2 separate regions of the Homo sapiens genome follow, and region 2 is linked to region 1. Evidence: chromatin contacts called from ENCODE POLR2A ChIA-PET data. All regions are on one chromosome and are shown on one strand. The core of a region is the stretch at or near the end of the contact, and the rest is flanking DNA. Distances in the headings are between cores, read along the strand shown.

Region 1 (3,755 bases), core at 616-3,115:
CAGCCTGTTTTTTCCCTGCTCCCTTCCTGAGGCATGGAGATCAGCAAATCTTAAGGATTGTAAGGTTGAGATTACCCAACTAACACTGATTTGACAGGTGAGAAATCTGAAGATCAGAGAAAGTCAATAATTCCTCTAATATCACAAAATTGTGGCAAAATGGGAAAAACTAATGTTTTCTGCAATGCTTTGCAGCTTTCTCAGCAAGCAGTGAACTAGGAGGAGCTGAGATGTTCAGTGAGAGCACACATTAAAACCACCTGAGGAGCTTTCTCCTCATCCATACACCTGCAACTGCTCCAGGTGGAAGGGGAAAAGCCAGCATGTGGCATCGTGAGGAGGGTTGATCTTTTTGGAAATAAATATTATATGTAGGACTTAAGAAAAAGTACCGCAGAATATAAAGCGAAAAATCTCCTCGCCCTTCTTCTCCAGCTGCTACCCAGTTACACTCCCAGAAGGCAACCAAAGTTACTAGTTTCTAGAGTGTCCTTTAGAAATATCCTACACATACATACACTCACACTTTTTCCCCTATGTAAATGGTGGCATACTAGAAACACACTGTTCTGTATCTTGCTTTTATTACTTAATACATCTTGGTTGGCCAGGCGCGGTGGCTCACACCTGTAATCCCAGCACTGTGGGAGGCCAAGGCGGGCGGATCACGAGGTCAGGAGATCGAGATCATCCTGGCTAACACGGTGAAACCCCATCTCTACTAAAAATACAAAAAAATTAGCCAAGCATGGTGGCGGGCGCCTGTAGTTCCAGCTACTCAGGAGGCTGAGGCGGGAGAATGGCATGAACCCAGGAGGCAGAGCTTGCAGTGAGCCGAGATTGCGCCACTACCCTCTAGCCTGGGCAACAGAGTGAGACTCCGTCTCAAAAAAAAAAAAAAAAAAAAACATCTTGGCAATTATTCTCATCAATTTATGGTTCTTTCTATTGCTAAACAGTATTTCTCTATATGGGCCGGGTGCGGTGGCTCACACCTGTAATCCCAGCACTTTGGGAGGCTGAGGCGGGTGGATCACCTGAGGTTGAGAGTTCGAGACCAGCCTGACCAACATGGTGAAACCCCGTCTCTACTGAAAATATAAAAATTAGCCAGGCGTGGTGGCACATGCCTGTAATCCCAGCTACTCGAGAGGCTGAGGCAGGAGAATCGCTTGAACCCAAGAGGCAGAGGTTGCGGTGAGCCGAGATCGTGCCATTGCACTCCAGCCTGGGCAACAAGAGTGAAACTCTGTCAAAAAAAAAAAAAAAAGAGTATTTCACTATATGAACATTCATGCATTTTGTAAAAGTTTTCCAACTAATTCTGATCTGCTGTCCTAAAACATGCTTTAAGTTATCTATCTCTGCACTCTCCTCCCAACTCAGATATCCCAAATAAATAAAGCTATAAATGGAATGAAGAGGCAAAAAAAAAGATTTTAACCCAGGGTCATCCAATTTTTTTCTAACAGTGGCCTAAATGATTAGAAACCCATGAGGTACAATTTTTTAATGCACATTGTTTAACTTTCAGCTATGGTGAGTCCTGAGTTCAACAATTACACTCAATGTCACTCAAAGTCACAAGTTAAGTGACTTGTCCATTTTTTCCCTCATCTCAGTAATCCTTCCTTGTCCGTTTTGTGGTATGACTTTAGTGAAGTTTAACTTTATTATCTCAAAAAAAAAAAAAGTCAGTTTTCTTTAAAAGTACTATCCGCCCAATACAGAAGGAAAAAAAAAAAAACACACACACACACACACACACACACACTAGCAAAATCAGGAAATTAGCCCCTACTAGCATACAAATTTACAGGTCAAAGCAAGCCCTTCCTGTCCTCGCATGAACTGCAGCCTGGAGACCACGACAACCTCCTTCCTCAAAACTTATCCATGAGATACACGGCAACAGTGCTCAGATTTTGTTTTTTAACCAGAATGTTTTCCTCAAAAGTCTTAAATGAAAGCTAAATGTACAAAAGATACAATGGAGAAACATTCCGATCTAGTAAGAATGGGAGACCTAGGATTCATCTTTTCAGTCTCCCCCTGCCCTTTCCCATCCTTCCCTCCACCCTTCACTCTAGTCCTGGCTCACTAAGATACCTCGGCAGAATACTTTACATTTGAAACCCACTGAAATAAAAGAATCTAGTTTAAAGTTCAGACTGAAGGGGAAGGGAGCACCTTAAGTGGCAGTATCAAATTATAATTTCAGTTCTTAGCACCAAAACTCATTAACTCAGGGTAGTTACATGGTTGACTCATGAACTGAAAAAATTCTACGAATTGTTTAAGAAATCTGATCGAGATTTTATAAGCAACTTCCTCATCTCTTAAATATCAACATATAATGTTTTAGGATGGGAATAATATAGTAATAATTATATGTCACTGTCATAAAAGACAACAGCACTTCTAACTGAATTATACAGATAAACCCAGAACTAGCCTCTTATATATTGCAAACAGGTAATACAATATTGCAAAATGAAATTGATCTATTTAAGTTCCTTTTTAAATCCTCTCATATTAAATAAACGCACACATATTTACTCAACAGGAAAATCTTGCAACAACAAAATTTCAAATACTATCCTGCCAAAAAAAAAAGCAATTTTTCCTCTCAGCAGGAACTCCTGGCTTTTGGCCCACAATTTTTGCATAACCAAAATGTGTTATGCAAAGGTGTTCAAGGTGGCCTAAGCTATCTTGGAAAAAAAGCTAAAAATGGCCAGGCACAGTGGCTCACACCTGTAATCCCAGCACTTTGGGAAGCCAAGGCCGGCGGATCACAAGGTCAGGAGATCAAGACCATCCTGGCCAACGTGGTAAAACTCCATCTCTACTAAAACACACCCACAAAAAAAAAAATTAGCCGGACATGGTGGTGCACACCTATAGTCCCAGCTACTCGAGAGGCTGAGGCAGGGGAATCGCTTGAATCTGGGAAGCGGAGGTTGTAGTGAGCTGGCATCGTGCCACTGCACTCCAGCTTGACAACAGAGCGAGACTCCATCTCAAAAAAAAAAAAAAAAAAAAAAAAAAGCTAAAAATATACTTCACTGTGGCAGGACTGCAGATGCCACTTCAGATGAGCAAGAATGAATCCACCAAGCGTCACAATAGAGGTGAAGCCTACATTTCACCAAAGCAGAAAAAGGATCCCACAAAATATGTAATTTTTACGTGATAAAATAATAAAACCTACTGATACAAAAGTATGGGGTAGGGCAATGCCTTTATGACATTCAAATGCTAAAATATTAGTTATTAAACTGAGGAAAATTAGGTCACACCAGTTCCCACAAAGCTGTCCAGCTCTACACCAATTCTAAAAGTATGTTAGGCAAGACAAAGCTAAGAAGGACCACCACCCTGGGCATCCCAACACCCAAAATCCTCCAACCTGGGGATAATTTAAAGAAAGCCGACCTCCTAAACTTATTACAGAGCCCAGCATGCAGGAGAGGAAAGACTAGAAATTATCTAAGTGAATTCTGTAATTTGTACAAGACCAGAGTGGTGCTATACTGTAATAAATTTTCTCTTGTAAAATAAACTAAAGCATTCTTCCCTTTGGGGGGAAAAAAAAGCTACTGCTTCTCAGCCTTTTGGTTAAGATCCAATCTGGGAGAATGCCATTAACAAGGTATTTTATTTGCAGCCTCTTTTGACATCATGACATCTTACTTAAAGACAGAGAAACAAATAGAAGCTAAAGAAAAAGCTTTTTAGTTAACCTATCCTAC
Region 2 (3,276 bases), core at 1-2,500, about 27 Mb after region 1:
CAAACAAAACAGCAAGGAGAAAAGTCCCCTGATTTCCATCCTAGTGCTTCTCAATCACACTCAGCACAGCAGCAACAAAACACAACCACATCTATCGAATCTTACTGCTCATAGCTGTTAAATATCAAATCTCAATCAGCAATTTTAGAGCCGGATCCTCCAATGCTTTTGGTTCCCAGTGTTTCACAAGCAAACGGACAGAAATCGGGAGGGACATAGGAGAAGAATCAGTTAAAATCCCTAAGACCAGTTAAATGAAGTCTCCTGAAAATGACACTGAAACGGAGACAGCAACCAAGACAAGGAGGACGAGGCAGACTAATACAAAGAGCATAGCCTGCGGTGTCAAACCTGTTTTTTAGCCGAGAGGGGCTTTACTGGGAGGGGCCTCTAACCCTCCTCGGTCGGGCCTCTAACCCGAGGTCGGTCAAGTGTCCTTGCCTTTTATTAAGAGGGGCCTCTAACCCACTCTCTTTTAGGAAAGACTCTAACTCCATTAAGTTGGGCCTCTAACCCAATCCCATTCTTTACCCGGGCACTCCACCACTTACCCAAAGTCAGTCTACTGACTACTGCAGTGCTGCAGTCTACTTCCTTTGGGTTGGGGGAGTTTCTTCAGTATCGTCCCTTCCATCATTCGCCAGAAATATGTTATAGGACCCCAACACTTCCCCAAAGCACTATAGTCCCATCTGTGGTGGCCAGAAATACGTCACAGGAAAAGGGCCCCGATCCAGACCCAAAGAGAGGGTTCTTGGGTCTCGCGCAAGAAATAACTCAGGGCAAGTCCGCGGTGCAAAATAAAAGCAAGTTTATTAAGAAAGTAAAGTGGTGAAAGAACAGCTACTCCACAGACAGAGAAGGGCGTTCCTGAAACTAAGAGAAGGAACGTATCCACCCTAGGTACAATGCTTGTACACATGGGGAGAGGTGTTCTGTTACAAGGGTTTGTGATAATTAACTTTAATTATTACATTTTGCAAGAATCCCTATTACTACCTTTAAAGCAAAATTAGGAACGCCTTTGTTCTCCAGATATCCAGCTATCTGGACACTCGGGTCTCTTCAGTAAACATTAATTTGTTCCCTTAACCGTAAGTATCTGAAAGCTAGGAATATCCTTCTGAGAATGCAGGCCCGTAAGTCCCGGCCTCATTTTTCTAGCCCTCACTCAAAATGGGGTCGCTTCAGGTTCCAACGTCTCTGACAGTCATACTACATATGACTCAGCCACGTCAATGGAAAAAGTAGACTGGATAGTGACGTACCCGCAGAAAACGAATGCAACAATCTGTCATACAGATCTGACGGCAGTCAGATTCTGCAGTGAAGTAGAGGCGGTAAACTTGAATGCAACGATCTTCATACCGCATCCCACAAAGCCACGTAAATCCAAAAGCAGTCCGACTCTCGATAGTGAAACACATGCGGTAAACTTGAATGGAAAGATGTTTATACTGCCTCGGATAGAGACACGTAAATGAAAAAGCAGTCCCACTTGGGATAGTGAAGTATGGGCGCTCAACTTAAATAGGACCGTCCGCATATCGTATGTGAGTGAAGCAAGTAATAGCAAAGGGCAGTCAGATTACGGAGACCGATGGCGACTGAAGTGAGTGCAGTAACCTTTAACTCAATGATCGTCACGCCGCAACCAAGTGAAACCGAAAGCAACTAAGCGCTCGAAAGCACGCCCGGCCAGCTCAAAAACTACGGCGCTGATGGACCCCAGTGATCCGACGTAAAGGTGCAAACGTAAAGCGCACACGGCCAATTTAAAAGCAGCGGCGCTGATAGGCCCGGACGAACCGACGTGAACGCGTAGAAGTAAGGTACGCGCGATGAGCTTAAATACGCGAGTACTAAGAGACCGTGAAACCCGGATTTAAGCGTGTAAACGCAACACACAACCTAGGAGGTCAGTAACAACGGTCCCAACTGATGCAAATGGCCCAATGCAAACACGTTGACAATCTCCCGTTAGCGACAGTAACAGACGCTAAGCGCCCAATGCGAACAAAACTCCCGCTTCGAAAACTACACCTCGGAATCCTTCCAGCGATCAAGGGCCAGCAACACCACAAGCCTTCCACTGTATCAACACCGTTTTCAAAACGAAAATGTTAACGATCGGCCACTGTACTCCTTCTCCCACACATCCTAACCTCAGGGTGACAGATAGCACCCTGAATAACTCTCTCTCCTACGTTGAGATTGTGTATCTTTATCCAAATCTGAACACCTGCGTAAGTAATATTGTTACTATTTTGGAGGATATTCACTTTCCTTTTTTGCTCCCATAACTCCCGAGAGAAGCAGCCATTTTAAATTTGCATGCCCCGCCGTGCCCTGCCTGCCAACCACTGAACAGAAAAGCGCCTGTAAATCACTGGAATCTTGGGAAAGCTCCTTCGGCTTCATTGCCCTTCAGGAGGAAAAACCCACAACGGAAAAGACACGAAGAGCTCTAGGAGGCTCTTCTTTCCTCCTCCTCCCCCTCCCCTTCCCCTCCCCTCTCCCTCCGCCTCCCTTCCCCTCCGCATCCCCTCCCCCTCCCTTCCCCCTCCCCCTCCCCATCTCGTCCTGACCTAGCTGGCATCCAACATTACTTTAAACTTTTTTTCACACATACGTTGAAAGAATTGTTTGGTGAACACCCGTATGCCCATCACCTAAAGTCATCTTGCTGTACTTGCTTTATTACATGTGTTACAGACGTCTAATTACATTTTTTTTTTCTTTTTTTTGAGAGGGAGTCTCGCTCTGCCGCCCAGGCTGGAGTGCGGTGGCGCGATCTCGGCTCACTGCAAGCTCCGCCTCCCGGGTTCACGCCATTCTCCTGCCTCAGCCTCCCGAGGAGCTGGGACTACAGGCGCCCCCACTACGCCCAGCTAATTTTTTGTATTTTTTAGTAGAGACGGGGTTTCACCGTGTTAGTCAGGATGGTCTCGATCTCCTGACCTCATGATCCCCCGCCTGGGCCTCCCAAAGTGCTGGGATTACAGGCTTGAGCCACCGCGCCCGGCAATTACATATTTTGTATAGCTGCACACATGGAGACAGGTACTCAGGTCTCGTCCCTCTAGCCATTTCTCAACTGTCTGGTCCGGCAAGGGCAAGTTTTCGAGGAGGCCAGGGTGCAGCCCTCAGGGGAGCACATGCTCTGACTGGTTGCAGGGCTGGGCGGAGCCTTGGGAAAGGGGCCCCTGTAAGAGTTAAAGAAAGAGGATATAAACACGAAAAGAGTTTGGCTCTTGTTGCCCAGGCTGGAGTGCA

Evidence for each region. ChIA-PET counts read pairs that join two places held with the same protein, here RNA polymerase II (POLR2A).
Region 2: POLR2A ChIA-PET joins it to region 1 with 12 read pairs in CD4-positive, alpha-beta T cell. The contact joins two enhancer-like sites. POLR2A ChIA-PET finds 5 or more read pairs at or near these places in 2 of 52 experiments (CD4-positive, alpha-beta T cell and HEK293T).

Annotation. Positions count from the first base shown.
Region 1 is chr17:16,197,471-16,201,225 of GRCh38, forward strand. All of the region lies in intron 1 of NCOR1 (nuclear receptor corepressor 1), which reads right to left. Among named protein-coding and RNA genes, the nearest start is that of NCOR1, 16 kb to the right of the region's middle. Within about 2 kb of position 1,866, at least 3 of the 41 ENCODE cell types and tissues checked have a DNase peak (open chromatin) inside an H3K27ac peak, as active enhancers do.
Region 2 is chr17:43,359,246-43,362,521 of GRCh38, forward strand. No RefSeq gene overlaps it. Among named protein-coding and RNA genes, the nearest start is that of LINC00910, 28 kb to the right of the region's middle. RefSeq lists enhancers at 798-1,493, 1,539-1,718 and silencers at 1,969-2,028, 2,479-2,578. Within about 2 kb of position 1,251, at least 38 of the 41 ENCODE cell types and tissues checked have a DNase peak (open chromatin) inside an H3K27ac peak, as active enhancers do.